Linked DNA regions of Homo sapiens: region 1 is linked to region 2. A link is a loop called in an ENCODE intact Hi-C map of the cell type or tissue named here. Cell type or tissue: heart right ventricle. All regions are shown on one strand. Region 1 holds the start of PLEKHA7 (pleckstrin homology domain containing A7). Region 2 has its middle 11 kb from the start of SNORD14A.

Region 1 (8,000 bases), 49 kb after region 2:
AGTTCGCCATCTCTACATTTAAAAAAAATATATTTTGAGAACATTATAGACCTTTTCAGATTGGCTTTTTTTTTTTCTCAACATAATGTCTTGAGATCCATCCAAGTTGTATGTATCAATTCCTTTTCATTACTGAGTTTTATTCCATGGTATAGATATATCACAGTTGTTTAACCATTTACCTATCATAGGACATTTGCTTATTTCCAGTTTTTCCCTATTACAAGTAAAGTTGCTGTGAATAATTATGTACAAGTTTTTATGTGGAAAAATGTTTCATTTTTCTGGGATAAATGCCTAGGAGTGTGAATACTGGGTTATATGGTAAGTAAGTGTTTAGTTTTTGGCTGGTCTCAGTGGCTTGCACCTGTAATCCCAGCACTTTGGGAGGCTGAGGTGGGTGAATCATTTGAGGTCAGGAATTCAAGACCAGCCTGGCCAACATGGTGAAACCCTGACTCTGCTAAAAACACAAAAATTAGCTGGGCTTGGTGGCATATGCCTGTGATTCCAGCTACTCGGGAGGCTGAGGCAGGAGAATTGCTTGAACCCAGGAGACAGAGGTTGCAGTGAGCTGAGATTGTGCTGCTGCACTCCAGCCTGGGTGACAGAGTGAGACTCTGGCTCAAAAAAAAAAAAGTTTCCTTTTTAAAGAAACTGCCAAACTATTCTTCAGAGTGGCTGTACCATTTTACATCCCACTAGCAATGTATGAGACATAAAGTTTCTCTGCATACTCTTTTGTCACTATTTTTTATTTTAGTTTCTAACATATAATTTTGAAAATCAGTGATAGGCATTGAGTTTTATTGATTACATATTTTGGCATTTATTGAGATAATTTCAGTGTGTCTCTTATTGGACCTATTAATGAATTGTATTATTCTATGTATCTATATGTATATGTTTTAAATGATAAAAAGATCAAACAGTATGAAAGGGGAAACAAGGTAAAGTAAATCTCGTACCATTCCTATTAGAGTTTCCCTCCTCAGAGGCAATCACTTTACCTGATTCTTGACAGTGTAGGGACTATATCTGTATGTTAACAGTAGCATATCACATGCACAGTACTGTAGCCTGCCTTTTCACTTTATTTATTTATTTATTTAGAGATGATGTCTTGCTCTGTCACCCAGAATAGAGTGTAGTGGCCCAATCATAGCTCATTGAAGCCTCAACTTCCAGGGCTCAAGTGATCCTCCCACCTCAGCCTCCCAAGTAGCTGTAACTATAGGTATGCGCCCCATGCCTGGCTAATGTATCTTTTGTAGAGATGGAGTTTTGCCATGTTGCCCAGGCTGGTCTTGAATTCCTGGACTCAAGCCATCCTCATGTTTCAGCCTCCCAAAGTACTGGGATTATAGGTACAAGCCACTGCATCTGGCCCATTTAATATCTTACAGACCATTCTATATCAGTACGTAGGGATCTATTCTCATTCTTTTTTACAGCTTGCATAGCATTCTGTTTTTGTTGTTGTTGTTGTTGAGGAATGTGCCAGTTTAATCAACCAGGTCTTTTTTGATAGACATTAAGGTTATTTCCAGTTCTTTGTAATTACTGACAATGCTGCAGTGAATACTCTAGTACACTGGAATTTGTGCCCCATGTAAGCACTAATGTAGGATAAATTCCTGACATGAAATTGCTAGGTCAAGACATTGAGGTTGGAATAGCTGTGCCAAATTGCCTTCGAAGAGGCTCAAACATTTTAAAGTCCCATCAACAATGAACAAGAATGTCTTTCTCTACAATATCTTTTCTTTCTTTCTTTTATGAGACAGAGTTTCACTCTGTCACCCAGGCTGGAGTGCAGTGGCGTGATCTCTGCTCACTGAAACCTCCACCTCTAGGGTTCAAGTGATTCTCCTGCCTCAGCCTCCCAAGTAGCTGGGATTACAGGCATGCACCACCATGCCCAGTTAATTTTTGTGTTTTTAGTAGAGACAAGGTTTCACCATGTTGGCCAGGCTGGTCTCGAATTGCTGATCTCAAGCGATCCACCCGCCTCAGCCTCCCAAAGTGCTGGGATTACAGGCGTGAGCCACCACGCCTGGCCAATATCTTTTCTAATTTATCTTTTCCAATCTGACATCTAAAAAAATAGTATTTCACCGTAAGTTGCAGTTCTTCTATTATGAAGTGGCTCAGTATCTTTTCATTTGCTTAAAAGTTATCTGTATTACTTTTCTATTAACTGTGGGTTCATACCCTTTGCCCATTTAATGTATTATTTAAAATCAATGTTTAGCTAGCAAAACACCGCTTTCCTATTTTCATTTGCTCAACAACCTCCTCAGAGGCAGGAGGTTCCTTCAGACAGGTGTCCCCCGTCCTCTGCAACCAGTTACCTCTTCTAACTCATAAATGCCTCCTTCCCCAACACCACTGTCTGTTCCCAAGGAAGGGCCCCTTTATGGTCTCATCAACATCTCACAGCCCTCCCAAAATTATGTGCATGCTCTCCCATCCCTCCCCTCTGGAGTGCTCTTTTCCCAGTCAAACCTAACCAGTCCTTCAGGGTCCAGCCTAATTCCACCTGTTTGGGCACCTTTCTGAATAACTAGTGCTCACATTGCATACAGTCTCACTTTCAGGCGCGCCTCCTCCCATCAATCAGAGCCTATGTCCCGAGAAGGCTGGGCCTGACAACAGCTGGAGCCCAGCTGCTGCTCTGTCTTTGCTCAGTGTGTGTGTGTGTGTGTGTGTGTGTGTGTGGCCGGGAGTCTGAGTGTGGAGTATGTTTCATTCACTCATCCTGCAGTTTTTTTTTTTAGACTGAGTCTCGCTGTTGCACAGGTTGCAGGGCAGCGGCGCGATCTCGGCTCACTGCAACCTCTGCCTCCCTGGTTCAAGCGATTTTCCCGCCTCAGCCTCCTGAGTAGCTGGGATTACAGGCGCCCGCCACCACGCCCGGCTAGCTTTTGTATTTTTTTGGTAGAGACGGGGTTTCACCATGTTGGCCAGGCTGGAATAGAACTCCTGACCTCAAGTGATTCACCCGCCTCGGCCTCCAAGAGTGCTGGGATTACAGGCCTGAGCCACCGTGCCCCACCCCATCCTACAGTTATTGAATGCGTAATGCATACATGAGTCAGGTGCTGTTCCAGGCATTGGAGACCAGGCAGTGTATGAGGTAGATCAAAGCCCCTTCTCTCATCCAGCTGACATGTTGGAACTAATATACAACAAACAAGACAAACACAAATATCAATTAAATGTAAACAAGTAATGAAATAGCGAGGGAAGGAGGGGAAGGATTTTCTTTGCAGAGGGCTCAGGGAGGGCTCCCCGAGGAGATAAGATAGGAGTAAAGACCCGAATATGAGAGGGTGCCGCCACTGCAAAGAGCTTTGCAGGGCCCCCTAGAGGCCCCGCCTGGCCACCGCTCTTCCAGAGATGGACGTGCTGCCGAGCCCTCAAAACCCCTTTTTTCTGTTACTTGACAGAAACTGAAGGCAAGAGCTTGCGATCCCTGCAACCTCAGTGGTGTGTGGCGGTAACCCTGCTCCCTCCTGTTTCACATCCCAGCTGAAAACTTGGGAAAATGAAATCGCGCTCGGCCTGCCGTTGATAGAGCACCTACTACATGCCATGGTCCGGTTAAGCACTTTATGCGATTGTTACTTCATTTAATCTACACAACAATCCCGTGTGGACTCGATTAACCTTACAGGGGAAGAGAAGGAGGCTGGGAATATGGCAGGAACCTGAGTGTTAACTTGGTTCACACACAAGCGGAGTTCCCGGGTCGGGAAGTTCTGTGGTGCGGGTCGGCTGGGGTTTACTGAGCGTTCGGGCGCTCGCCGTTTTCGGAGTTGGTCGGGTCCAACCGCGCGCCCCGAAGCTGCCCAGGCGCGCCCGCCAGCGGCCCCCGCCAGCGGCCCCCCGCGCCGCCCGGGTCTCCCGGCCTCGGGGGCAAAGGGGAGCGCCGGTGCCAGCAGGCTGGGGGCGGGGAAGGCTCGGGGACAAAGGCCGCGGGCACTGCGCTGGGTTGGCCGGAGCGGCTGCGAACTCCGGGCGCCAGGACCCGGCCGGGCGGTCGCTCCCTCAGGAGCCCGCGCCTGGATGGAGCGCCTCGCGGCGCCGCCGGGCCACGCGCAGGCCGAGCCCCCGCCACCGCCCCCGCCTCCGCCCCTGCCCGCGCCCCCGCCCCCTCCCCCCCACCCCGCGGCGGCTCCGCGCTCGGCGAACATGGCGGCGGCGACGGTCGGGCGGGACACTTTACCTGAGCATTGGTCCTACGGGGTGTGCCGGGATGGCCGCGTCTTCTTCATCAAGTGCGGCGCGAGGACCCGGGGACGCGGGGACGCGGGTGGGGGCGCGGGGGCGGGGGCCGGGCGGGCACCCGGCGGGCTGTGGCGGCGCTAACAGGTGCACCTCTCTGCCCGCAGTGACCAGCTCCGCTGCACGACCTGGCTGCATCCGCGCACCGGGGAGCCCGTCAACTCGGGCCACATGATCCGCTCAGGTGGGCGCCGGGCCGGCGGGTGGGGGGCGCGCGCAGCGGCGGCCCAAGTTTGACCCGACTTTTCTGGCGTTTCCGCAGACCTGCCCCGCGGCTGGGAGGAGGGCTTCACGGAGGAGGGCGCCAGCTACTTCATCGAGTGAGTGAGTGGGGCCGCCGCGCTCGCACCTGTGCCGCGGGGGGGGGGTCCCTCCCCGTTCCCGCCGGGCGCCCCGCCCTTCCTCTGCTCCCGCCGGCCCGGGCTCGTTGGCGCGCGCTGCGCCGCGGCCACACTCAACGTTTTGTGTGCCCAAGTTGTTTGGCGGCCTCCGAGAGGAAGGCGGTGGGGGCCGCACCTACGCTGGGGACCTGGGCCGGGGGGGAAGAGGCCGCAGACTCTGCGCCCTGGACCTTGCAATCCGGCTGGATTCGGGTGCTGGTGTGCGGGCTGGGCACGCCTCCCCTCTAGGGTCTGGGGCTGCGCCCCGCCGGGAGAGGCGAGTGCCGGGACCTGGATGGGCTCGGGTGGGAGGAGTAGAACGAGAAGTTCTGTCCTGGTGTGGGCCTGCGGGGTTGGAGTGGGGAGAGGGAGAGACTAGGGGAATCTCGCTTAGGAGGACGCCCCCTCTCCCGCCGCAGGCTCTGGGATGGTCTTGGAGAGTCGGAACCTCGCCCCCGGCCTCCATCCACTGCGCGGGCCTGCGGGGAGGGAGGGGGTGGGGAAGGGAACTGGTCAACCAATGACTTTCCTCGAGCGCTCCGCGTCTCTTCGGCCGGAGCTGAACCGGGGGATTGCTGGTGCTTCCGTTAGTCCACGGGCGACTTTTCCGCAAAAGCCCCGGAGTGTTGGCGCACCAGCCAGGTTACCCTGGGTCTGTAGGATCAGTCCATGTCAGATTGGGGCGCAGTAAGTGAAGGCGCGGGTCAGGCTCCTATGCCAGTACAGGCTTTGCTTTCCCACTCCGGCGGGAGTCTGTGTTGCAGCGTGTTTCCCTCTGCCTGCTGAGCTCCGGGAGGCCAGACACTGCCTTTGACCCCTTGCCCCAGTGCCGGACAGCAAGTAGGCACTCGGTAAATGTTTGTTCACTGAATGAATCAGCTCGCCAAAGGTCTGGACGGTGGTCTGACTAGTACTGACTGGGTGTACCTCGGCGACTGTGAGTCAGAACTACTACTGTTAGGAATAAAGCAGCCTATTTCAAGAAAACCCCGGAACCTCCTTTTCTGGTTTGGGTTCTTGCATAATAGTTGAAAATACTGATGGGTGAGATTTACAGACCTAAGGACTAGGGCCTTGCTGCGGTTCTATTGCCCTGCCTCATATGTGTGTATGTGAAGTTGGGGAGTTGGCTGGGGCCATCAGAGTCTTGCTGTCAGTGGGCCTCTCTGGCTCATAACTGCATCAGTTGATGTTATTACAATTTTCCTGTGTGCCACACGTTCACACGTTGTTCTAGGCATTGGGAACAAAAAACAGAAAAGTTCTAGGTGCTCATGGAGCTTGCAATCTAATAGGAGAGGGAAGGGAGTAGAAAATAAGTAAAAAACACAAATAATAATATCAGATCGTGGTTACTACTGTGCAGAAAGTTAAAATAAGGTGATGTGACATGGAGTGACTGGGTGGCTTGGTTGTACTGGGAGATCGGGATGGTGTTTCTGAATAGGCAACATTTAAAGTAAAATTTGAATGACAAGAAGGAGACATCATGTGATGATGAGTTGGCAAAGCATTTCGGGAAGAGCGAACAGCCAGGGCAAGGGCTTAAGGCAGAAAAGAGCTTGGAGTTTAAGGAGCAGGAAGGCTGGAATGTGGTGCACAAGGGAGAAAGTGGCATGAGGAGAGGTCACAGGTAGGAGAAAGGTAAATGCCGCAAAGCTTTGTGAGCCGGGGTGAGGAATTTTCATACTTTATTCTAAGCCCAGTGAAACGTCATTGGAGGGTTTTAAGCAGGGAAATGGCATGATTTGGTGTGTGTTTTTAGAACGATCACTGTGAGGAGATTGGATTGTAGGTGGCCACTGCAGGGGGAGGCAGGAGAGCAGCTGAGGCTGTTGCCCTCTTCCAGGCAGGAGTTAGAAGTGGCTTGCCTGAGGGTGGTAGCACAGTAGACAGGGAGTAGTGGTCACATTCAGGCTGTGTTTAGGAAATAGGCTCTTCACACCTTCATGATGGACTGAATAGTCTGTGGGAGAAAGAGAAGAGGCAAAGATGACTCCTCAGGGCTTGGGCACCTGAGTGGATAGCATTCATATCGTTGAGATGGGAAGAGCCGGTTTGGGGTGGAGGAGAATCATGAGATCTTGTTTTGCCATCTTACATTTGAGATATGAGTATGTCAGATAGTGTGATCTGAAGCTTGGTGGGGAGAGAGGACAGAAGAGACCCATTGGGTATAATAGATGTTATTCAAGGCCATGGGATTAGATGAAATCCCCTAGGAAGAGAGTACAGACAGAAGAGAGATGTTCTGAGGCTTTGGATGGTCAAAGCAGTGTTTAGAGGGGTGAGAGGTGAAGCCAGCAAGGAGACTGAGAAGGACTGAGAAGGTAGGAGAAACCCCAGGAGAATGCATGGTCACAGAAGCCTTAAAGGACAAAATCTGACTGGAGTAGGTGGAAGATAAAACACGGGGTGAAGACAGGGAGTCAGTTAGGCAAATCTTCCAGGTAGTTTTGTTGCAAAGTGGAGTTGAGACATTAGCCGGTAATTGGAGAGGATGTGGGTTTGAGGGAGGGTTCTTTTTTTTGGTGGGAGATTGTACAGCATGTTTGTTTTGATGGGAATGATCCCACTGAGAGGAAGAAGTCGATGCTGCAGTAAAGAGACGGGGCAGTTGCTGGAGCAGTGTTTCTAAGAAGGTGAGAGGGATGGGATCCATGGCCTGCATCTCACTAGCGTCACCCAGGGGCAGGGCCCATCATTCATTTGGCGGGAGGAAGGGCTGCAAGTGTCCCAAAGTACCAGGTGCAGCCTTGGGCTGGGTGTGTGAGGCCGCGTGTGGGACTCTGGAGGCTGGAGCACAGCCTTCCACACCTTTGCTGACTCTTCCATGGTAACTTGTCTGTGAGGTCCCTAATGATTTTCCTACAGTGAGCTCCTGTGCCCCCAGGGCCTTGGCTGACTCCTCCCAGGCCTAGAAAAAGCAATGTGTGACAGTGTTCCCTACCCTCAAAGGCAGGGCCCTGTGGCAGGTGATTGTACTTCTGACGTCCTTCTGTGACAATTTTTTGAGAGACTTAAGGGTTTTGGGAGTAATTGTTCTCTCCCTCATCCCCCGCCCCCCACATGAAAAATGTTTTACTGTTGTCTGATTTCTTAGCTTTGCCGTGAGCATTTCTGAATGTTTGATTTTTGTGTTGAGGGCAGGAGCCTCCTCTAATCTGGCTCATAAAGTGAGAGCGACAAAGCATTGACATGGCTGATTTTATTTTTCCTAATGGCTCCTTGCACAGGAAAGTTGTGTGAGGTTTTACAGGATGTATTCAGTTGCTCCTCATATTTAGCAGATTAAAACATTTTAATTTTTGAAAAAATTTTAAGAAACAG
Region 2 (8,000 bases):
AGCAGTTATCCTGCCTTGGCCTCGCAAAATGCTGGGATTACAGGCATGAGCCACTGCACCTAGCCCTGAATTCTTGACCTACAGAATCCTTGAGCATAATCAAATGATTGTTTTAAACCACTAGGTTTTTGGGGTAATTTGTTTCATAGCAAAAGTAAGGAGAACATTTTGTTGAGGAGAAAGAGGCTGTGTTTCTATGGTCCTACGGCTGCTGGAGGGACAGGGCAGAAGCTTTCACTTGCCTTTCCCCATTTGCCATGCCTCCCTGCTCTCATCTCATCTCAGCCTGTACTGGAATTACCTGTGGATGTGTCTGTCTGCCCTACCAGACTGGACTGTGAGCCCCTGTTGGGGAGGATGGCAGAAACTGTCTTGGTTGCCTCATATTCCCAGTGCCCAGCACAGAGCCTGGCACATAAGATAATCAGCAGATCCTTGCTGGGTACATGCACAGCGGTTGGTCTGATGTTTATTTCCCAGTTAGAACTGCTGGCAGTGGGGATCCCAAACCTTTTCCAAGGACTTCGTGGGAGCTGGAAGGAAGCTCTTGCTGGCTGCCTCCCACAGAAGCATATGATTGGACTGAAAGCAATTTTTCTGAAAGCATTCTGGTGAATACAACATTTTGATTGAAACAATGATTTGATTGAAAATGAGTATTTCCCAGTTGTTGTTTTTTTAAATATATATAATGTTGGTCATTCTCATGCTTTATCAAGCAATTTTCAATGCTTTAAGTTTTTAAGCATTTTTGTCCTTTTCCTGAACTTTTCAGGGGTTTTCCCTAATTATTTGTAATTTGTTTTTTAGCCCACTTTTACTGTTTTTTCAATATTTGTAATAGTACAAAATTGGAACTGCCTAACTGATTAGTGGGCTGCTTAAATTAAGGTATGAAATGTACCTCAATATATTAACATATATACAATAATTCCAGTTTTGTTAAAAAAAATTATGCACAAACATACAAATATCTAGAAAGATATCCACCAATGCTTCTTGACCAGGAGGCATTCACTGGGATACTCCCAGAAGACTTTTAAAAATAGTGATTTCTTTTCCTTTTGAGACCGAGTCTCACTCTGTTGCCCAGGCTGGAGTGCAGTGGCATTAGCTCACTGCAACCTCTGCCTCCTGGGTTCAAGTGATTCTCGTGCCTTAGCCTCCCGAGTATCTGGGACTACAGGCACCCACCACCACACCCGGCTAATTTTTCTATTTTTAGTAGAGATGGGGTTTCACCATGTTGGCCAGGCTAGTCTCGAACTCCTGACCTCAGGTGATCCTGCTGCCTCAGCCTCCCAAAGTGTTGGGATTACAGGTGTGAGCCACTGCTCCTGGCCTAAAATACTGATTTATTTATTTATTTATTTTTTTGAGACAGAGTCTCGCTCTGTTGCCCAGGCTAGAATGCAGTGGTGCAATCTCGGCTCACTGCAGTCTCCCCATTCTGGGTTCAAGCAATTCTCCTGCCTCAGCCTCCTGAGTAGCTGGGACTACAGGTGAATGCCACCATGCCTGGCTAATTTTTGTGTTTTTAGTAGAGAGGGGGTTTCATCATGTTGGCCAAGCTAGTCTGAAACTCCTGGTCTCAAGTGATCCGCCAGCCTTGGCCTCCCAAAGTGCCGGGATTACAGGTATGAGCCACCGTGCCCATCCTAAAATACTGATTCCTTCATGCCTGTAATCCCAGCACTTTGGGAGGCTGAAGTGGGAGGATCGTTTGAGTTCAGGAGTGTGAGACTAGCTTGGGCAAAATAGTAAGACTCTGTCTCAACAAAAAATAAAAAAATTAGGCCAGGTGCGGTGGCGCATACCTGTAATCCCAGCACTTTGGGAGGCCGAGGTGGGCGGATCACGAGGTAAGGAGTTCAAGACCTGCCTGGCCAATGTGGTGAAACCCCATCTCCACTAAAAATACAAAAAAATTAGCCAGGTATGGTGGCGGGCACTTGTAATCCCAGGTACTTGGGAGGCTGAGGCAGGAGAATTGCTTGAACTCAGGAGGCGGAGGTTGCAGTGAGCTGGGATTGCACCATTGCACTCCAGCCTGGGTGACAGAGCAAGACTCCATCTCAGGGGGAAAAAAAAAAAAATTACTCATGGTGGCACATGCCTATAGTCCCAGCTACTCAGGAGGCTGAGATGGGAGGATTGCTTAAGCCTGGGAGATCAAAGCTGCAGGAAGATCACTACTACACTCTAGCCTGGACCACAGAGCAAGACTCTGTCTCTGAAAAGTAAAAACAGTTTTGGTTTTTTTTTGAGACGGAGTCTTGCTCTGTGGCCCAGGCTGGAATGCAATGGCACAATCTTGGCTCACTGCAACCTCTGCCTCCCGGGTTCAAGCGATTCTTATGCCTCAACCTCCCAATTAGCTGGGATTACAGGCACATGTCGCCATGCCCAGCTAATTTTTGCATTTTTAGTAGAGAGGGGGTTTCACTATGTATGTTGCCCAGGCTGGTCTTGAATTCCTGACCTCAGGTGATCCACCCACCTCGGCCTCTCAAAGTACTGGGATTACAGGCATGAGCCACTGCACCCGGTCACTAAAAAATATTTTTTAAAAATTGATTCCTTTACTCCAGAAAGGGAAGAAGAAGAGATGGATACATAGGTAGGTAGGTAGGTAGGTAGGTAGGTAGGTAGATAGATAGATAGATAGATAGATAGATAGATAGATAGAGATTCCTGAGCTCTGTCTGGGAAAGCAGAAATCTGCTAGGATGGGGAGTGGGTTGGGAGTGGGGAACCAGACATCTGTATTTTTAAAAGGCATCTAGGATTGGGACCCCTGACTTAGAATCACAGAAGAGTAAACCAAGTAGGTACTTAATTCAGTCCTCATTTTGTGTATGGGTGAGTTAGACTCCAAGAAGGGACTTGCTCAGGGTCACACAGTGGGAGGGATGACAAGGACTAGAGTCCAGGCCTCCTGGCTCCTGGCCTAGTTGCCCTTTCCTCTTTGTTCTTGCTCCAGGTGTGAAAAGAAATTGTCTCTAGGTGGGATTATGGGATTTGTTTGAATCATTCTTTTGCATGTTTCTATTTTCTGACGTTTCTGTAAGAGTATCAGTTGCTTTTGGCACAAGATAAAAACAAAGAATAAAAGAAAGGATAAGGCCAGGTGCAGTGGCTTATGCCTGTAATCCCAGGACTTTGGGAGGCCAAGGCAGGTGGATCATTTGAGGTCAGGAGTTCAAGACCAGCCTGGGCACAGGGACATGGTGAGACCCTGTCTCTACTAAATATACAAAAATTAGTCAGGCCTGGTGGCTCATGCCTGTAATCCTAGCTACTTGGGAGGCTGAGGCAGGAGAATCGCTTGAACCCAAGAGGTGAAAGTTGCAGTGAGCTGAGATCACACCACTGCACTCTAGCCTGGACAACAGAGAGAGACTCTGTCTCAAAAAAAAAAAAAAAAAAAAGGAAGAAATAAAAGATAATTCTGTTAAAGCTATTTTACCTGGTGTCTCCTCCCCCACTTCCCTACCCTCCCTCCCTCCCCAACTACCAGCACCCCCGGGCAGTGGCACTACTTACTGTCCCATACCGCATTGCCTCTACAAAGACTGTGGCCTTTAGGGACAGTCTGGCTCAGAGTTAGGGACACACAGATCATACGTCTGAGCCAGGTCCAGGGAAGTCAGTGTACTCTGGGTACACAGATCCCCTGGGCCTGGCCCACCCAAGACTGCGTAGATGCCAGGTGGAGAGAGGCAGGCCCTAGAGTAGAGGTCCCCAGGGCACTGGCCCTTGAGCCACCAGGAAGCCCCACCAGAGGGCAGCAGAAGCCTGGTCCAGAGCTCCCATCAAGCCTCCCATGGGGATGTCACTGGGGTTCAGGGAAAGCTTCAGGGAGAATTTAGGTACTGTTCTGAAGGAGGGGAGTTGGAAAGGGTACTTTAGGTTTGTGTGAGGGCATGGCCTGTACAAAGCTAAGGAGGCAGGAATTCATGAATCAAAATGTGCCAAGGTGGGGACAAGAGAGCACTAGAATGTAAGCTCCTTGCAGGCAAGAACTGTGTCTGTTGTGTGTATGCAGCTATACTGTTAGAACAGTGCCTAGCACATGATATGTATTCCATTGATATTTATTAATCAAAGACATGAATGGGAATACTGCTGGTGGGGAGGAAATGAGGAAGAGAAAGGGCAGCAAATGTTTGGGTAGAGGACAAAAAAGAAAATAACTTTTACTTACTGAGCACCTACTCTTTGTTGGGCAATGTGCTAAATGTTTCTAAACTAAGAAAGTAGTACATGCTTAAGGTGAAAAAAATATTAAAGTTTTTTAAAATATAAAACAGGTCTTACCCGTACACCAGAACTTCTAGCCTCCTTTTCAGAAGCTAACAATGTTTTTTTGCATATTTTTCTAGAAATGTTATACACATGTTGGCCGGGCACAGTGGCTCACACGTATAATCCCAGCACTTTGGGAGGCCGAGGCAGGCAGATCACGAGGTCAGGAGTTTAAGACCAGCCTGGCCAACATAGTGAAACCCCATATCTACTAAAAATATAAAAAATTAGCCGGGCTTGGTGGCGGGCACCTGTAATCCCAGCTACTCGGGAGGCTGAGGCAGGAGAATTGCTTGAACCCAGGAGCCGGAGGTTGCAGTGAGCCGAGATTGCACCATTGCACTCCAGCCCGGGTGACAGTGCGAGACTCCATCTCACACACAAAAAAAGAAAGAAATGTTATACACATGTACCTCGGGTCACCTGCTCCCTTCCATGTCTCTCAGAACTTCCAGACACATATTCTCTTAGAGCAGCATTTTTCAAAGTGTAGTCTGGAACTTCCTTCAACGGAATCACCTGGTGGGAATATAACTTATTAAACATGCAGAATCTCTTAGCTGGGCATGGTGGTGCACACCTGTAGTCCCAGCTACTCGGGAGGTTGAGGCAGGAGGATAGTTTGAGCCTGGGAGATGGAGGCTGCAGTGGGCCGTGATCGTGTCACTGCACTCCAGCTTTAGCGACAGAGTGAGACCCTGTCTCAAAAACAAACAAACAAACAAACAAACAAGAAAAACAGAATCTCAGGCCTCATACAGAACCACACAATCAAGGGAAGGGAATCTGTATTTTAACAAACTGTAGGGAATTCTGATGCCCATTAAAGTTTGAGAAGCACTGCCTGGACTCACACAATCACTCACTGAGGAGAGGGTTCAGATAGGGATTGCATTGAATCTGTAGATTGCTTTGGGTAGTATGGACATTTTAATAATACTGATTCTTCCAATCCATGAACGTGGAATATTTTTCCATTTTTTTGGTGTCCTTTTTAGTTTCTTTCATCAGTGTTTTATGATATTCATTATAGAGATCTTTAACTTCTTTGGTTAATTCCTAGGTATTTAATTTTATTTGTGGCTATTGTAAATGGCATTACATTTTAATTTCTTTTTCCGATTGTTCATTGTTGGCATGTAGAAATGCTACTAATTTTTGTATGTCGATTTTATATCTTGCAAATTTATTGAATTTTTATCACTTCTAATAGGTTTTTTGTGGAGTCTTTAGGTTTTTTTGAAATATAAGATTATATCATCTATAAATAAGGATAATTTGACTTCTTCCATTTCAATTTGGATGCCCATTATTTCTTTCTCTTGTCTGACTGCTCTAGCTAGGACTTCCAGTACTATGTTGAGTAACAGTGATGAAAGTGGGCATCCTCATTGTGTTCTTAGAGGAAAGGCTTTCAGTATGATATTAGCTGTCTGTCACATAGGGCTTTTATTATATTAAGGTATATTCCTTCTATTCCAGTTTTTTTGAGGGTTTTTATCTTGAAGGGATGTTAAATTTTATCAAATGCTGTTTCAGCATCAATTGAAGTGATCATACTGTTTTTATTCTTCATTCTGTTGATATGATATATCACATTAATTGATTTGCATATGTTGAACCATCCTTGCATCCCAGGGACAAATCCCACTTGGTCATGATGAATGATCTTTCTAATATATTGCTGAATTTGCTTGTGTTTTTTGAGGATCTTTGCATTAATATTCATAAGAGGTACTAGCTTGTAGTTTTATTTTTTTGATGTGTCTTTGTCTTGTTTTGGTATCAGGGTCATACTAGCCTCATAGAATGAGATTGGAAGTATTCCCCCCTCTTACTATTTTTTGGAATACTTTGAGTAGAATTGGTATTAGTTTTTCTTTAAATGCTTGGTAAAATTCAGCAGGGTAGGGATCAGGTTCTGGGCTTTTCTTTGCTGGGAGACTTTTTATTACAGCTTTCAACTTGTTATCTGTTACTGATCTGTCAGATTTTGGATTTCTTCCTGGTTCAATCTTGGTGGGTTGTATCTGTCTAGGAATTTGTCCATTTATTCTAGATTTTCCAATTTATTGGCATATACTTGCTCGTAGTAGCCACTAATGATCCTTTGAATTTCTTCAGTATCAGTTATAATGTCTCCTTTTTCATTTCTGATTTTATTTATCTGAGTCTCTCTTTTTTATTTTTTATTTTTTTGAGACAGACTCTCACCCTGTTGCCCAGGCTGGAGTGCAGTGGCGTGATCTTGGCTCACTGCAACCTCTACCTTCCAGGTTCAAGCAATTCTTGTGCCTCAGCCACTTGAGTGGCTGGGACTACATGCGTGTGCCACCACACCTAGCTAATTTTCGCACTTTTAGTAGAGATGGGTTTTTACCATGTTGGCCAGGTTGGTCTTGAACTCCTGACCTCAAATGATCCACCCACCTCAGTCCCCCAAAGTGCTGGGATTATAGGCATGAGCCACCATGCCTGCCCCTTCTCTCTTTTTTTTCTTAGTCTGGCTAAAGTGTTGTCAATTTTGTTTAACTTTTCAAACAACCAACTTTTTGTTTCATTGATCTTTTGTATTGTTTTCTTTATTTCAATTTCATTTATTTCTGCTCTGATCTTCATTATTTCTTTTCTTCTACTAATTTTGCATTTGGTTTGCTCTTGCTTTTCTAGTTCTTTAAGATGCATTAGGTGTTTTTTTTTTTTTTTTTTTTTTTAACGTAGGCACTTATAGCTGTAAACTTCCCTCTTAGTATTGTTTCGGTATCTTGTGTTTCCATTATCATTTGTTTCAAGGAAATTTTAAGTTTCCTTCTTAATTTCTTCTTTGACCTACTGGCACATTCAAGAGAATGTTGTTTCTTTTTTTTTTTTTTTTTTTTTTCAGTGCTCCAAGACATCTGAAACATTGTTTAATTTCTGTGTATTTGTATAGTGTCCAAAACTATTCTTGCTATTAATTTCTATTTTTATTCCATTGTGGTCAGAGAATATGCTTGATATTATTTCAATTTTTTTTTTTTTTTTTTTTTTTTGAGACAGGGTGTTGCTCTGTCACCCAGGCTGGAGTGCAGTGGCAAAATCTCGGCTCACTGCAAGCTCTGCCTCCTGGGTTCAAGCTATTATCCTACCTCAGCCTCCCAAGCAGCTGGGATTACAGATCCACACCACCACACCTGGCTAATTTTTGTATTTTTGTAGAGATGGGGTTTCACCATGTTGGCCAGGCTGGTCTCGAACGCCTGACCTCAAGTAATCCGCCCACCTCAGCTTCCCAAAGTGCTGGGATTATACGTGTGAGCCACTGTGCCCAGCCAATTTTTTTTTCAATGTTTTAAGACTTGTTTTGTGACCTAACATATGGCCTATCCTTGAGAATGATCCATGTGCTGAGGAAAAGAATGTGTATCCTGCAGTCATTGGGCAAAATGTTTTGTAAATATCTGTTAGATCCATTAGGTGTATAGTGCAGATTAAGTCTGATGTTTCTTTCTTGATTTTCTGTCTGGAAGATCTGTCCAAATCTGAAAGAGGGGTGTTGAAATCTCCAACTATTATTGTATTGGAGCCTATCTCTCTCTTCAGCTCTAATAATGTCTGCTTTGCATATCTGGGTGTTCCAGTATTATGTGCATATATATTTTAAATTGTTGTATCCTCTTGCTGAATTGACCTCTTTATCATTACATAGAGTC

What was found. Hi-C counts contacts between places; a loop is a spot of excess contacts. Peaks named below come from ENCODE experiments on the same cell type or tissue, not always from the same donor. Only the 100,000 strongest peaks of a DNase experiment are listed, where the experiment ranks them.
Region 1: it touches region 2 in a loop (3-fold over the local background); 23 of 110 quality-filtered maps call a loop at or near these places.

Annotation. Positions count from the first base shown.
Region 1 is chr11:17,010,599-17,018,598 of GRCh38, reverse strand. PLEKHA7 (pleckstrin homology domain containing A7) reads left to right here and starts at 4,185. Exons shown (of 27, transcript NM_001329630.2): 1 at 4,185-4,283; 2 at 4,398-4,474; 3 at 4,553-4,610. The coding sequence starts at 4,198. RefSeq lists a silencer at 5,483-5,777 and an enhancer at 5,662-6,423. In heart right ventricle, a CTCF peak has its summit at 3,380 (motif pointing left); DNase peaks (open chromatin) are centred at 2,698 and 5,153; H3K4me3 peaks cover 2,690 bases.
Region 2 is chr11:17,059,381-17,067,380 of GRCh38, reverse strand. No RefSeq gene overlaps it. Among named protein-coding and RNA genes, the nearest start is that of SNORD14A, 11 kb to the left of the region's middle. In heart right ventricle, CTCF peaks have their summits at 3,585 and 3,787 (motif pointing right); a DNase peak (open chromatin) is centred at 3,780.